2 separate regions of the Homo sapiens genome follow, and region 2 is linked to region 1. A link is an interaction called in ENCODE POLR2A ChIA-PET data of the cell type or tissue named here. Cell type or tissue: MCF 10A. All regions are shown on one strand. Each heading gives the region's core, and the rest is flanking DNA. Links, peaks and the distances in the headings are about the cores only.

Evidence for each region. ChIA-PET counts read pairs that join two places held together with the same protein. Peaks named below come from ENCODE experiments on the same cell type or tissue, not always from the same donor. Only the 100,000 strongest peaks of a DNase experiment are listed, where the experiment ranks them.
Region 2: POLR2A ChIA-PET joins it to region 1 with 22 read pairs; 11 of 35 experiments call an interaction of 5 or more read pairs at or near these places.

What each region holds. Positions count from the first base shown.
Region 1 is chr15:63,480,059-63,488,399 of GRCh38, forward strand. No RefSeq gene overlaps it. Among named protein-coding and RNA genes, the nearest start is that of USP3, 20 kb to the right of the region's middle. RefSeq lists enhancers at 1,361-1,510, 7,213-7,262, 7,293-7,362. In MCF 10A, for the core only: CTCF peaks have their summits at 7,416 (motif pointing right) and 7,616; DNase peaks (open chromatin) are centred at 1,223, 3,063, 3,573 and 7,443.
Region 2 is chr15:63,549,738-63,558,078 of GRCh38, forward strand. USP3 (ubiquitin specific peptidase 3) reads left to right here. Exons shown (of 15, transcript NM_006537.4): 4 at 3,978-4,061; 5 at 6,930-7,011. Among named protein-coding and RNA genes, the nearest start is that of FBXL22, 43 kb to the right of the region's middle. In MCF 10A, for the core only: no CTCF peak of the experiment used is centred there; a DNase peak (open chromatin) is centred at 3,904.

The sequences.
Region 1 (8,341 bases), core at 254-8,253:
TGTCTTGTGATCAGACTTGCTCCCTCAAAATAGATGGATATATTTTTCAATGTATTTAAAATGAACTGGAGGCCGGGCGAGGTGGCTCACATCTATAATGCCAGCACTTTGGGAAGCCGAGGAGGGTGGATCACCTGAGGTCAGGAGTTCGAGACCAGCCTGACCAACATGGTGAGCCCTCATCTCTACTAAAAATACAAAAATTAGCCGGGCGTGGTGGCGCATGCCTGTAACCCAGCTACTTGGGAGGCTGAGGCAGGAAAGTCACTTGAACTGGAGAGGCAGAGGTTACAGTGAGCCGAGATCGCGCCATTGTACACTCTAGCCTGGGCAACAAGAGCGAAACTCTGTCTCAAAAAAAAGAACTGGAACGTCAGAATTGGAATTTTCCAATAGGGAGGATATCAAAGGGGACAGCTTTAACTGTTTCTCCTCTCATGATGTGCTCTTTTTCCCCTTGGTTTTCCTGCTCCTGCTCCGCAGCACACACAGGTTTCTAAACTACACTGAGGGGTGACTAGCCCTCTGTGGCCTTGGCCTGTTTGATGTGAATACCCTATCTCCCTGGTGAGGCTTGGAGGCCTCAGTGGGAGGAGCAGTCATGATCGATTCCTCAATCATGACAAAACCCATATAGCCTGCAGTTCCCTCTCCTTCCATTCCTTGTCCCAGTTAAAATACCTTTCAACTAGACTCCACTTTTGGAATTGTCACTGACAAAGTTGTTTTCTGGGGAGGTGAGCCTCAGAGGTTTAAACACACTGGTCTTGCCCAGCACCTGATACTTCATTGTTGGAAGGAATTAAATCTAATTGAATAGAATCAAATCCAAATTGAACGGGCAGGTTCTAAACCAGGCTTGCAGATCAGGGCCATCAGCCTCTTAAATGCAGCCCAGATGAGCCCACCGTTGTCTGGTGTCTGAGAGGAGGAGGGCACAGTGCGAGGGCCCATTCTGGTTGTTTGGGGATGTTTCTCTTAGCTCGTTGCTTGGAGGGTCTACCTGGTTTCTCATAGCTGCTGCCTGGGGTAAATGACTGGCTTTGAATCAAGTCCCAGAGTGCAAGTGTCTGAGGGGAGCCTGGGAGTAAATGGAGGAAGGAAGGAGAGGGAGGGAGGGAGGGGGGTTCCCCTACAGTTTCCCAATGAGGAGATAAAATGTAAGCCCTAGAAACATGGGAGAATTAATGATGTGGAATGAGCTGTGTCACTTGTGACATGAGTCATAGTATTGCCCTCTCAGGATAGATCTCTGCCCTGAAAGTGGCTGAGAACAGCCAAACCCAGAGAGGTGGGTACAGTCATCCTAGGGGTGTAGCCTGACCTTGCACTTGAAGGGAAGGAGGAAAGCCAACCCCTGTGCTAGGATACACGATTAGTGCTCATGACACATCTGTAAGATGTTACTCCCTTTTTACGGAAGGGAAACTGAGGCCCAGAAGGGTCAGCAAAAGCCATCACCCTTGGAGGAGGATAGATCTGGGTTTTGATATCACAGGCGCCATCCCCTAATGCCTGCATAACTTTGGGTCTCCTCCTCCACCAGACAGATCCTGCCACCTGTGGAGAGGTCAGCAGGGGACTCCCTGGTTTGCACAGGACCATCTGGATCAGGTAGGAAGGAGGAGAAAACCACTGGCCTCCACATTCTTTAATCCAGCTTTGCAGATAATAGAGCCTGGACTTTCAGCTGATCTGATTCCTGATCAGTTTCTCAATGAGCTGAAACTCAGAGGGAAGAGGAATGTGATTTCCACTCACAATCACCAGACAGGGAGCCTCTTGTGGGCAGAAACTGTTTCTTTCTTATTTTTAGTAAATAAGAAAGTATGTCATATTTAACACATATGAAAGAAAAAGGCAGCATATCTGTGAGTTATAAGGCATAGTACTAAACACTGTACCTCAGACCAGTCCAATCTGTCCCTTTTCCCTCCATCCCCCTGCCTCTCCGTGAAAGGTAACCACTATCCTACAATTTTTTTTTTTTTTTTGAGACGGAGTCTTGCTCTGTCGCCCAGGCTGGAGTGCAGTGGTATGATCCCAGCCCACTGCAAGCTCCACCTCCCGGGTTCACACCATTCTGCCTCAGCCTCCCGAGTAGCTGGGACTACAGGGGACCACCACCACGCCCGGCTAATTTTTTGTATTTTTAGTAGAGACGGGGTTTCACTGTGTTAGCTAGGATGGTCTCGATCTCCTGACCTTGTGATCCACCCGCCTCAGCCTCCCAAAGTGCTGGGATTACAGGCGTGAGCCACCGCACCTGGCCAACTATCCTACATTTTGAGCTTAACCTTGCCTATTTTTTTTTTTCAATTTTAGCAATCTGCATGCATTTCTGAGCTGTATAAAGTTTAGTTGTACTGCTTTGGGGGGCTCTATACAAATGATATCAAATTGAACTTAATCATCAGTGGTTATTAGAGTTACCATTTAAAGATGAATATGCACCTACGTCACAACTCCTGGGTATATATACCCTAGGGCACTACTTCTCATATTTTTTTGGTTTTAGGACTCTTATGTCCTTAGAAATTATCAGGATGTGCACAGTGGCTCATGCCTGCAATCCCAGCACTTTGGGAGGATTGCTTGACTCCAGGAGGTTGAGACTGCAGTGAGCTGTGATCATGCCACTGCACTGATAATAATTATCAAGGACCCCAAAAAGCTTTTGTTCACGTGGGCTGTATTTATTTATATTTACAGTATTAGAAATTAAAACTGAAAAAAGTTAAAAAGTTTAAAAAAGTTAAAATCAGCTTTAAAATAAAAAATAAACTCAATGGATATTAACACATTTTATGAAAAAAATTCTATTTATGTTAAAATTTAGGGAGATGAGAGGCATTGTTTCATATTTTACGATCTCTTTATTGTCTGGCTTACTAGAAGACAGCTAGAATTTCTATTTGTATTCAAGTGTTGCAATATGTTGTTTTGGTTGAAGTATATGAGAAAATTCCAGCCTCACCCAGATATGTAATTAGAAGAGGTAGGAGTATTTTAATAGCCTTTTCAGATAATTGTGGATGTGTCATGCAGCCTCCAGAAAACTCCACAGCATACCCCTGACAGGATGAGAGTGAAAACTATTATGAAAATAGTTTTGCGGCTGGGAGCGGTAGCTCACGCCTGTGATCCTAGCACTTTGGGAGGCCACAGTGGGTGGATCACCTGAGGTCAGTAGCTGGAGACCAGCCTGGGGTGAAACCCTGTCTCTACTAAAAGTACAAAACTTAACCGGGCATAGTGGCGCACGCCTATAATCCCAGCTACTCAGGAGGCTGAGGCAGAAGAATCGCTTGAACCCAGGAGGCAGAGGTTGCAGTGGGTCCAGATTGTGACACTGCACTCCAGCCTGGGTGACAGTAAGACTATGTCTCAAAAAAAAAAAAAAAAAGAAAAGAAAAAATAAAAAGAAAATAGTTTTGCTCGTGTGGACCCTCTGAAAGGGCCTTGGGGACCCCTGTGGGTCCCTGGATCACACTTTGAGGACTGCTGCCTTAGTGAAACTCTTGTACATGTGCACGACGGGGTTGTGCAAGATTGTTCGTTGCAGCATTGTCTGCAATAGAAAAGAACTGGAAACAACCCAAAATGTTGTCTATCATCAGGAGAATGAATACATGAATCATGGTTCATTCACACATCAGAATATTTGTATAGCAGTGAAAATAATGCCTCTTTTCCCCACCTTTGTACATGAGAAGCCTGTGTATTAACAGAGTCCTTGCAGTTTGACTGAGTAGCTCTTTGACTGGTGTACACTAGAGTGTTAAATGAGGCTGAGCATAAAGTAGGTATTTAAGAGATGGACAAAATGAATGAACATGCCCAAAAGCTGTGAATGGAGAGGCCAAGCCAGAGTCACCTAATTTCCTGTTGTGACTTTTGTCATGTTAAAGTCTCCTCTGGCTGAAGCCTTTTCATTTCTTCTGAAACACTTGATTTCAGACTAATGACTAAAAGCTAACTTCCTGTTTTAAAATGATGTTTATGCCACCACAAAATACTTTGCAAATGGTGGGAGTTAATAAACACAAACCCACAGAGAATCCAGCAAATTTATAAAAGATCTTCCCTTTGGAAGTTTGGGAGCACAGAGCTAAAACAAGTACATTTTGTGTTTAAAATTGAGCCTTCTTGCTGGAATAAAAACATCTCAAGGCAAAAGCATTCCACACTTCTGACCCCGGGTTAGAAAGAACAATGGAGAGCTTTGGCCGGGCATGGTGGCCCATGCCTGTAATTCCAGCACTTTGGGAGGCCAAGGCGGATCACCTGAGGTCAGGAGTTCAAGACCAGCCTGACCAACATGGAGAAATCCCATCTCTACTAAAAATACAAAATTAGCCGGGTGTGGTGGTGCATGCCTGTAATCCCAGCTACTCAGGAGGCTGAGGTAGGAGAATTGCATGAACCTAGGAGGCGGAGGTTGCCCTGAGCCAAGACCGCACCATTGCACTGCAGCCTGGGCAACGAGAGCGAAACTCCATCTCAAAAAAAAAAGAGGGAAATATACTCAAGTTTCTATCGAGGTCATCACTGATAAGACTGAAAGCCCTGAGCATTAGTATCCTAGCAGCTGCTAACCTTGTGTGAGGAAGACACTGCATACCTAGAGAGAGTCCCTCAGGGTTGCAAGTTCCTGCTTTTGATAGTTTTGTAAATATATGACCTGTGAGAAATATAAGAAAATAAATAAGTTGAACATAAAGTCATAGTTTCAAACTTTGATGTTTTCATTCAGCCAAAAATCAACAGAACTAATGGTTAAAATCAGACATTTAATGTGTATTTGCCTTATCAACAAAAAATATTATTCAGGAAGCCTTGGTTTAAAAAATCAATTTTTTGATATTTCCTCCTGAATCAACATCTAGTGTCTCAGACATGAAGGGACTCCACCCTTCCTTTCCTGTGTTCTAACTTCCAAGAGTTACCTATGTCAAATTTAGTAGTATTTATATTGATGACCCCATAAAATTGAATGCCGACTTCTGGTTAACAAAGCATTGTAGACTGAGAAATAGACAGATAAACCAACAGGAAAAAAATTCAGAAATAGACCCAAAATATATGAATTAATACTTTAAAGCTGGCATTTCAAATCAAAGGAGAAAAAAAGGGCTGTTCATTAAATAGTATTGAGACAACAGGCTACACATCATTTTCCATTTGGGAAAACCATTTAAATTATATTGCTACCTCACTCCTTATCCCAAAATCAATCCCAGACGAATAGAAACCTAAATGTCAAACATGAAACCATAAAAGTAAAGGGGATGGCACAGTGGCTCACACCTGTAATCCCAATACTTTGGGAGGCCAAGGGGGGAGAATAGCCTGAACCCAGGAGTTCAAGACCAACCCAGGCAACTTAGTGAGACCTCTTCTCCACTAAAAAAATAAATTAATTAACCGGGTGTGGTGCTGTGTCCTGTAGTCCCAGCTACTTAGGAGGCTAAGGCGGGAGAATCTTGGCCCCAGGAGAGGCTGCAGTGAGCTATGGCCACACCACTGCACTCTAGCCTGTGCAACAGACCAAGACCCTGTCTCAAAAAAATAAAAAATAAAAAAGGTACAAGAAGAAAATATAGTTGAATATGTTTATAATCGTGGAATGAAGAAGCTCTGTCTAAGCATGCCATGTAATACAGAAACCATAAAGGCAAACACTGATAAATTTGAGTGTATGAAACTTTAGCCAGGCGTGGTGGCTCATGCCTGTAATCCCAGCACTTTGGGAGGCCGAGGCGGGTGGATTACCTGAGGTCAGGAGTTTGAGACAAGCCTGGCTAACATGGCAGAACCCCATCTCTACTAAAAATACAAAAACCTAGCCGGGTGTGGTGGCAGGTGCCTATAATCCTAGCCCCTTGGGAGGCTGAGTCAGGAGAATTGCTTGAACCCAGGATAGGGAGGTTGCAGTGAACTGAGATCGTGCCATTGCACTCTAGCCTGGGTGACAAGAGCAAAGCTCTGTCTCAAAAAACAACAACAACAACAACAACAACAAAACTTTAAAATTTTCTGAAGAATAAACCTATAAACAAACAAAGACAAAAAACAAACTAATAAAACTCATTACAGTCCAGGTGCGTGGCTGACACCTATAATCCCAGCACTTTGGGAGGCCGAGGCGGGTGGATCACCTGAGGTCGGGAGTTTGAGACCAGCCTGACCAACATGGAGAAACCCCGTCTCTACTAAAAATACAAAATTAGCCGGGCATGGTGGTGCACGCCTGTAATCCCAGCTACTCCGGAGGCTGAGGCAGGAGAATCGCTTGAACCCGGGAGGCAGAGGTTGTGGTGAGCTGAGATCACGCCATTGCACTCCAGCCTGGGCAACAAGAGCAAAACTCCATCTCAAAATAATAATAATCATCATCATTTCTGGAAAGATAGAGTACTATTTGTTTTACTGTGGTAAAATACACATAACATAAAATGTATTATTTTAACTATTTTAAGGTGTATGATACAGTACATTCATAATGTCATGCAACCACCACCAGCATCCAGTTTCAGAACATTTCATCACCCAAAAGGAGACTCAATGCTCATTAGTACTTCCTATTCCTTCCTACCTCTGGCCCAGCAACTACTCATGTGCTTTCTGTCTCTTCGGATTTGCCTATTCAAGATATTTCATACAAATGAAATGATATAATATGTGGCCTTTTATGTCTGACTTTTTTCAGTTAGCATAATGCTTTCAAGGTCCATCCATATTGTAGAACGTATCAGTACTTCTTTCCCTTTTATGGCTGAATAATATTCCATTGTATAGAGAAACCACATTTTGTTTATTTGTCAGTTGATGACATTTGGTTTGTTTCTGCCTTTTGGGTATCATGCAAAGTGCTGCTGTGAACATTTGTATACAAGTTTTTGTTTGAACACCTGTTTTTCAGTTCTTTTGGGTATATCCCCAGGAGTGCAACTGCTGGGTCATATGATAATTACTGAAAACCTCTTAGTGATTTTTGGATATTGTGCCACATGTATATATTACCTAATAAAAATTGATTATTTTAATAAAAATAACCAAGTAGAGACAAATATATTGTTTTATAATCACAGTTTGGCATCCCTGCAAAATCAGCATTGGATCAATCAGTAGTCTCACAGGACCTAAAAGAAACTGAGGTGTAGGAAGTAAACATGTAATCCCATTTTTAAATATGACTCACAGAAACAGTAGGTCTTCGGGCTACAAATACTCCCCGTCATTAAATGTTTCAGCAGCATTGCCCTGGTGAATGTGGGAAGAGCTGAATATTTTCTAGATCCATGTTTTTTTAAAAGGTAAAGCAGCAATTGAAGTTGAATTCAAACCGGTGATTATGTTGACTTGGTCTGACAATTGCATGGACTCTCACTGGGAGCCCGGACTCACGCAGCACCACCTGTGTCCCCTAGGGGGCGAGCTGGGGAGAGACCGGAGTCCCTGGGAGAGCTCTGCGCGGAAGGCCCGAGAGAATTGGTCCCGCAGAGCTTTTACAAAGGCAAGAAGAGGATCACCGAAAAGGGATCACAGTGGGGAAAAAGGCAAGAAGAGGAAACACTGTGACAAAGAACCCAGCGCTGGGACACTTGGGAAACGTATTTTCTCAAGCACTTTATTTTATTATTTTATTATTATTTTTTTTGAGATGGAGTCTCGATCTGTCGCCCAGGCTGGAGTGCAGTGGTGCGATCTCGGCTCACTGCCACCTCTGCCTCCCAGGTTCAAGCGATTTTCCTGCCTCGGCCTCCCAAGTAGCTGGGATTACAGGTGCCCGCCACCGCGCCTGGCTAATTTTTCTATTTTTAGTAGAGGTGGGGTTTGCCATGTTGGCCAGGCTGGTCTCAAACTCCTGACCTCAAGTGATCCGACTGCCTTGGCCTCCCAAAGTGCTGGGATTGCAGGTGTGAGCCATTCAAGCACTTTATTTTTATAAACAAGGAGACCGAGACCCAGAGTAGCTGCTGATGGTCACAAAGGCTGTAAGCATGAAGTCTGGAAACCTCTGCTGTTGTGCAATGCGCAATGTGGGAAGAGAGGCTCTCCACCTCTGATGGGGCTGTGTTTGAGTCCCTCCTCCCTCCCTTTCCACCTCCCTCCCCACTACCACCACTTACTTAAATGTGTGACTCAGTGTCACTAACTTAACATTTCCCAGCCTGTTTCATTATCTGTATAGTGGGGTCTAATAGCATCTTCATCAGGCTGATGCAAGGAAATGACACCATGTATGCACAGGACCTCCCTTATGCTTGGCATATAGTAGATTCTCAATAAACATTTGTTGTGTGAATGAATATTCTCTCCTCTAGCCCTCTCAAAG
Region 2 (8,341 bases), core at 134-8,133, 70 kb after region 1:
TTGTGATATAGGGGTAACAATGTAAATCACACTGAGATTTCTAAAAATCTATTCCTGGTTTACTCTTTGATTGTCGAATATTGGCAAGCATTTCTTTTGTTTTGAGAAAATCTGAATTAGAGTTAACAGAATTGTAAATCTTTGCAAAACTCTTCCTTGACTCAAGCAACCAACATTAGCTAATAATGTGGTCATTAAATTCACTGTCTTCTATTTCTTTTAACAGTTCCATAAACTGGTGATGATTTAGAGCATTTGTGCATATGTACTGAACAATTTTTGGGTCTTTTTGAGACGTAGTCTAGCTCTTTTGCCAGGCTGGAGTGCACTGGAGTGCAGTGGCATGATCTCAGCTCACTGCAACCTCCGCCTCCTTGGTTCAAGCGATTCTCCTGCCTCAGCCTCCTGAGTAGCTGGAACTACAGGCGTGTGCCACCACGCCAAGCTAATTTTTGTATTTTTAGAAGAGAGAGGGTTTCACCATGTTGGCCAGAATGGTCTTGATCTCTTTACCTTGTGATCCACCCAGCTCGGCCTCCCAAAGTGCTGGGATTACAGGGATAAGCCACCATGCCCGGCCTGAACAATTTTAATAGCTGCTTCCATGATACAGTCTGCCTTAGGGCACAAATATTTGCATTGTGTTTCCCACAGCAGAAAAAATAAGAGAAATAAATCCAACAAATACTGATGTTGGAACACTGTCTTGCTGGAAACTGACTTTTTTATATCTAGCTGAGAGTTACAGATGTAGAGAATTCAAAAATATCTACAACATAAGATCAGTTTTTAAATTTAAGGCTGCAAATAGATGAAGACATTTCTCTGTAAATTTGAAGGTCATTTGAGACAAATATACCCATAGTATTAATTAGGCATTATCTCTTCTAAAATTCATCTAAAGCTAAAAATACTTGTAACTTTTCAAATGCTGACTTAATTGGTCTTTAATATTGTTAGAAGGGACTTTTATTCACTGACAGTTGCTTGGTGTCTCAAAGATTTTTCACTTTCCGTAAAATATCTTTTTAACTTTTTTCCTCATAATTTAAAAATATAATTTCCTTAACTGAAATAATTTAATTTTTCATCTCATCACCTTAAAATTGTTTTCTACATTGAACAAGAATCTGAACTAGTCAGGCGCGGTGGCTCACACCTGTAATCTCAGCACTTTGGGAGGCTGAGGTGGGAGGATCGCTTGAGGCCAGGAATTTGAGACCAGGCTGGGAAACAGAATACCCTGGCTGTATTTTTAAAAAATAAAGAAAAAAATAATCCAAGCTGTTTTATAGCTGGCCACTTACAAGCTCAAGTTCTGTAAAATCTTCAGGAATGTTTTTGTTTTACATTTAATTCTGATTTCACTGATTGTGACTAATTTTATCAATTATTTTTTGACTGAAGCCAGTTCATATTAAATTGAAATGCATTTGCTGAAAATGTCTCTTAACTGTTGTTTATTATCTTAAAACTCTTTTTTTACCCAGCAGCTTTTTAACTTTGCTCTGCTGCAGCAAATCGCAATTGCCATTCTTTGTGAAATTTGTGACATACCTTGTTGAGTCTTTTTTCTTTTCATTTGATTCTTTCTCAGCAGTATACCTGCATTTGAAAGTAAAAATTTTTCTATTTTTAATTTTTAAGCTAAAAAAATTTAATTATAAAATAATTAAAATAAGTATTTTAATTTAATTGCCAATTATGATTTACATAGGTCACCATAACTCATGGTATCTGCATAAAATGTTCAAATAAACAATTACAATGCTACATTGTTGCATAGAAAAATCATAGAAAAATCACTTGAACTGACTCATTCTGTTGATACAAACTAGATTGGTGATACGCTTTTGGGTAATGCTAGAAATGACATGTTTACCCAGCTGTGCACTCCCACATATCTTGCACAATTTAATAATAAAAGCAAAAGACAATCCTACCAAACTATAACATTGTGCTTAATGGTAAAAGATTTTACACTGCTTCAGTTATTAAGAATTTATATTAATTAAAAGTTTTAAAAATAAAAATTGTATTCCTCAGTTGCAGTAGCCACATTTGCACAGCTCTGGAGTCTAGATCAACTTACTTTGGTGATAAAAGGGTAGAGAGGCAAAGCTGCTGGACCCAACTGGCCTGGAAGAACAGAGCAAGTCCGTAAATGAGTCTGTACTTTAACAAACGTAATTTTATGACCAAGGCTGACTTCATGTTATACCAGAAAGGATTACCTTAATAAGAAATAAATCAGTTATTTAATTTACTTTGAAATAATTTATTTGTTTAAACAACCACTTATTTGTGGCAGTTAGAGGTTCAGTTTTCAATTAGATATTAATGGCATCGTGTAAATATAGAAAAAGTGATCTGAGTTTGCTCTTAAGACTTCACTTTCCAGATAAATGCTAGCATTTCGAGTTTTGGACACTGAGGATTGTTTTATTCAAACTACATGCATAAATTTATGCAAACATAAAATAAAAATGTAAGCAGAAATTCGAGTAGAGTAGCAATACAATTTCATTCTTCAGTGAATGCTTAAGGTTTATAGAGGTACCAAATGCCCTAAGCCCAAATTTACAGACAAAGTAGATCTTATCCTCTTAATATTTATGCCGAGAAGGAGCAAAAAATTAAAACTTTTCACTAATTTAATTTCTTTATGTAGTTGTTATAGGACCAATGAAGAATTTTTTCTCCTGCTGGTAGTACTTTGATAATAGAAAATGGTCCAGGATATAAAAGACTGCTTTTGCTCTTTGTGGAAATGTTGGGAATTGACTTTAGACGCTCGGAGAATATGTTAGAGAAATCTTGATTGACTGCCTGGGTGATCAGTTAATGAGAGTGTGTGTTAAATAATTACATATATAACATTGTAGTGACAGTTTTGAGAAGCATTCACTTAAAATTTTCATTTCTCTGAATAAAAGACACAAGCATGCTTTTTTGTGTAATCTTCTAAAATTACTTTTCCCCACCCCTTTCTCTCTCTTTCTTTCTCCCTCTTTTTAATAAAATGGTTTTCAGATATGTTTTTGGAATCTGCTAGAGATGACCTAATTTTTACTAACTGCTGTGCTTTCAAAGTTTTGTTTGCTCAGAATGGCAGTGTTATTTTTATTATTCTTTGATAGTAATAACAAATGGTTTCATGCAAAGCATATTCAAAATAATATCTTAGTGCCAGCTTGTAAATTGTTTTTGTTAAAATTGGCCTTATCCCAGGAAAAAATTAAATGCTAATGTGAACAAGTTAAAGTTTATATTATGTGTGATTTCTTACATTATTTGCTTTTTGACTTATAAAACACACAGAGTATCGGTTTTTAAATATAGCTTAAATATTTTTCTTCAAAGCACTTATCAGTTGCCTGAATGATATAGCCACTATTTTATACTTTTGTTTTGTAGTGCCTCAGAGTGAAAGAGCATTCTTCTCAGCTCATCTGAATTCAAGCTATTTTAATTAAATTATGTTTAAAATGTGCAGCTTTAACTTTAGTTTTTCTATTCAGATATCCCTACAGGTTAATTACCTCTTCCCTGCTTTTCACTTAAATCTCTCCTTCCCCCAATTCCCCATTAATTTGGGTTGGGAAGTGTCAACTTAAAGCTTTAGGCTTAATGCTACATGAAAAGACTCGGTGCTTTTTATTTCATTTTCCATGTATTAGGCACCACTAAAAAGAATGTAACACATGTAGCAGCTTATTTCATTTTCAAAGGAGGAATTGAAGAGCTTTTGAGTAAAAAACGTGAAAAGAAGCTCATGTTCATTGCCTACGTGGCTTTTAAAAAAGACTCTTGAAAAACATTCCATTGTGAATTCCAGGTCCTCTTTAAACTTACCACCAGCAGTAACTGCCTGCAGAGCCATGTGATCATCTTGGCAACAGCCAGACCTTTTAGTGATTTCATTACTGTGGTTTCCTCAAGCTCTTTACACACATTGATTAATATTTTCCTTGCAGTTATCGCTGTGATGATTTTGTGGTTAATGACACCAAGCTGGGACTGGTACAGAAAGTCAGAGAACACTTACAGAACTTGGAAAAGTAAGTAATAGGCCTTTGGAAAAAGAAGGGCCTAAGAATGGGGTTGAGGAGTCTTTTAGAATTTTTGAGTGGGGTTTTTGTTGATGAGTTTAATAACTTCATGTTTATAATATGATTGAAATGTTAATAAAATAAACCTTGGCTTTGGATAGCTAAAACTTGGCCCATAGTTAATGGTCATAGCTGTGCATTTATTTTATTTAATATTTGTCATAAACCATATCCAAGGTCCCAAGAGCCTCTTTAAAAAATATTACCCAACAATTTATAAGCTACTCAATTTATTTTGAGGGTACAAGAAAAGGGCAGAAAAAGGTGTGAAATCATCATAGAGTTACTTTTGATAATAGAAAACCCCTGTCAAATGTATTATGAGGTCTACTAGGAAGCACTATGATTTATGCATCATTTTTAAGGGAAATTAGGTTTAATGAACATATTGTCCACTTTGCATCTATACAGTGGCACAGGATCCTAGTTTCTTCCTTGCTTGTTAGGGGCAGTTAAATATCAGTTGACATTACAAGGAGCTATGAATACTTTGTCATCATAAAGAAATGAAACTATTTATATGTGAACAGACTTTTATTGGTATAGTCAAATAGTTAGATAAAACTCACTGGACCCGAAATTGAAGCAATAAACAGAAACCCAGCTAGCCATGCCTTTGAAGCTACAGTGGATAGAAGCATGGCTCTGGAATGACTGCTGACTCAAGTGAAATCTCTGTACATCACACCAAATCATTAAGCGCCATCTAATTTATTTTGGCAGTTGATGTGTAGAAGGTATTGTGAAAACATCCACAAAGCAGGAGTCCCTTAGCAAACTTAAGTGTAAAGCCCATAGAATGTTTGAAAATTGCATACTGAAAAGAAATAACCTAACTTCTTTGAGGGCAGTACTGTGTAGTGTTTGTTAAAACCACAGACATTATGTATGTCTCATTGACTAACTAGATGATAAAGCCAATACTGGAAGAATAATGATTTCTTTAAATCTAAACCAATTAAAGTACTTCAGGTTTAAGTACTTCTTGGTTTGTCATCTTTTGGCTCTTTTTCAGAGTACTTCTCTTCTAATTTGATGAGTCCTATCTAGGATTAGAGACAGATACACACAGATCCAAAATATTTAATTTTCTCTGAAACTGTTCACAATAAACATGAAGTCTGAGATTCCTGAAGGAATGTATGTAGTATCACTCTTTGGTGTGGTGATGTCCTTCACCCTCTCAGTCTGAAATAATCAGAACTAAGTCAAAGGGAAAAGAGGGCATTTGAGAACCTGCATGCATTTATACAGTTAAAAAATCTTTTCTTTCCATTGATCACTTCATCAGATGAAAGGTGTCACAGACCACCTGTCTACATGTCTGCTTGGCTCCATGAAAAATCTACCTTACAGCCCATTTCCTATGTTGAAAAACATTACCTAGATTCATTTTTGTGTTTTGCAAACATTGGTTTAATCTGTAGTGGAATTTAGAAACTACGATCATATTTGTGTTTTACTTAACTTTCGACTATTCCGCATGCCCCGTGGAGCAGCACTGTCCAGCAGAACTTTCTGCAGTGACAGAAATGTTCTCCATCCACTCTAATATGGTAACACTAGCCATACTTGAAAAGTGGCTAGTGCAACTGAGACACTGAATTTTAAACTTCAAGTTTAATTAATTTAAATAGCCACATGGAGTGAGTGGCTACTATATTAGATAGCATGGATCTAGAAGATTCTGCATTTTGAGAGTCACTGAGGATAAAATTTAGTAACTTACATTTTTAAAAGGTGAAATGCCTTATTTATATAGGTTACAACTGAAAATGAACTCTTAGGCATTGTCATAAAGAGCATATATACTATGCTTGTGGTTTACCTTCCCCACTTCACAGAATTTGTGAAGGAATAGTTGAACACTATAGAGTATGGAATTGGTCTCTTCATCTTGTGGCTACCAGTACTGTAAGAGAGAGACACACAGTTCTGAAGAACATTTTGAGGTTTGAAGCAACTGTCACTAGTTCTGATGTTTCAAAGACATAATTCATGTGGAAATTCTGTAAGAAAAAAATAATTATTTACTTTGGATGAACTGGGTACTTTTAGAAGGTGGGAGAGAATTGGCGGCCTTAAAAGTCTGTGTTGTTTAACCATAATTTTTACTTCCTTTAGATTAATTTGCCTGAGACATAAAATTTTAAAGTGACCTTTTGAAAATAGAAATAACTTTCTGATAAATTTTAAGCAAAATATTTCTTACATCAAGAAAAATTTTGAGTGATTTTAATTCAGAATTTCCTCACTAATAAGGATGTGTTTTAGAATGTCCTTTGGAGCGTAGCTGCATCTAATGAATGTACATGTGCCTGTATTCCTGTAACTTATTTATCATTCCTCAAACTCAGATCATATCATCATCTATTAAGACAAATGAGCAAAACATGGCATCTTTATTGAAATTAAGAAAGAAATAGCATATGGAGACTTACTGTTAAATTTCAGAACAGTAGTATCAGACCAGGGTTTTCCTTTTCTTGTGAGGAATGAACCTTCTGGTCTGTGAAGCTTCGCAGTCAGTCAGACTGTGAGAGTGGTGGTGGGGAGTGTCCCACGGGCTGCATCTTCCCGGCCAGCTTTGCCAGGAGCAGTGTCCAGCCCACCTCTGCTGGAGGAGCAATGGGGATTTCCAAGGAAGTAGAGCTCCTCGGTTAACTTCAAATACGTGTGGGCCCCAGTAGGCCTGACGAAGCAGTCAGGGAGGTCTCCATGCCCTAGGTGTTGAGGGCAGCTGGAGTTTATTCTTTCACCTGTGGTGTAGCATGCATATATTAATAACTTTTTCACTATCTGTTTGTGTTTTAATAGCTCAGCTTTCACAGCTGACAGGCATAAGAAAAGAAAACTTTTGGAAAACTCAACACTAAACAGCAAGTTATTAAAAGTAAATGTAAGTAATTAAAATTTATTCAAATATAAGAGTTAGTTGAGATTTAATCACTGTTTTGTTACAACTCTAACATGTAATGTTACCTGTTACAGACTTTTATAAATGTGTGTCTTGGATTTGGAGTATTTTACACAATGTTTGCCACCTGTACTGTCGATTGTTGCCGTGACCCCAGTGAGTCCATCTGTCAGCACCTTCTTCCCATCAGCGTTACTGCTGTGCTCCTCTTCCCTAGAAAACAGTTCACTCTTAATACTTGCTCACACTCCTTCGTCATCAGAAAACCCAGCCTTTGTTTTTAAGACTAAGTCTTTAGCTTCAGGCGGCTTTTCCTTTTTTTGAGATGGAGTCCCACTCCGTAGCCCAGGCTGGAGTACAGTGGCGCAGTCTCGGCTCACTGGAACCTCTGCCTCCCAGGCTGAAGTGATTCTCCTGCCACAGCCTCCCAAGGGGGTGGGACAACAGGTGTACACCACCACGCCTGGCTAATTTTTGTACTTTTATTTTGTTTTTGTTTTTGTTTTTTTTTTTTGAGATGGAGTCTCACTCTGTCACCCAGGCTGGAGTGCAGTGGCACAATCTTGGCCCATTGCAACCTCAGCCTCCTGGGTTCAAGCAATTCTCCTGCCTCAACCTCCCAAGTAGCTGGGATTACAGGCACACGCCACCACGCCCGGCTAACTTTTTCTGTTTTAGTAGAGACGGAGTTTCACCGTGTTGCTCAGGCTGGTCTCGAACTCCTGAGCTCAGGCAATCCACCCACCTCAGCTTCCCAAAGTGCTAGGAGTACAGGCATGAGCCACCACACCCAGCCTTTTTGTATTTTTAGTAGAGACGGAGTTTCGCCATGTTGGCGGCCTGTCTTGAGGCGCCTGGCCTCAGGCAGCTTTTCAAGATTCATATCCCATTGTTAGGAAAACGTGTATTGGTCGTTTATGTATGGCTTAGAGTTAAAAGTTTGGGGACAAAAATACTTGGGGTGTATATATTTATATTTTTTCCATTTCTCTTAGTTTTTATAGAATCTTAAAAAGGCATTAAGTCTTAAATGTTATTTTAAGGATTTCCTGTTTTTTGCATTGTGTACTCCATGGTACTCATTAATGGTGATTTCCTCATAAGCTTTCAATAAGATACTTCTATTTAGAACAATCCCAGGATCAGAAACAGCCTTCTAAAAATATCCAGACATTTATACAGAGACTAGAGAGTTTGTTTGAAATATTCATTGGACAGAAAAGGACCAATTCCAAATTGGCTTGGTGCTAGATTTCAGAGGCCTTTCCTTAGCTTTGATGTTTGAAACAGTTGGCCTTCCCTTGGCATTACT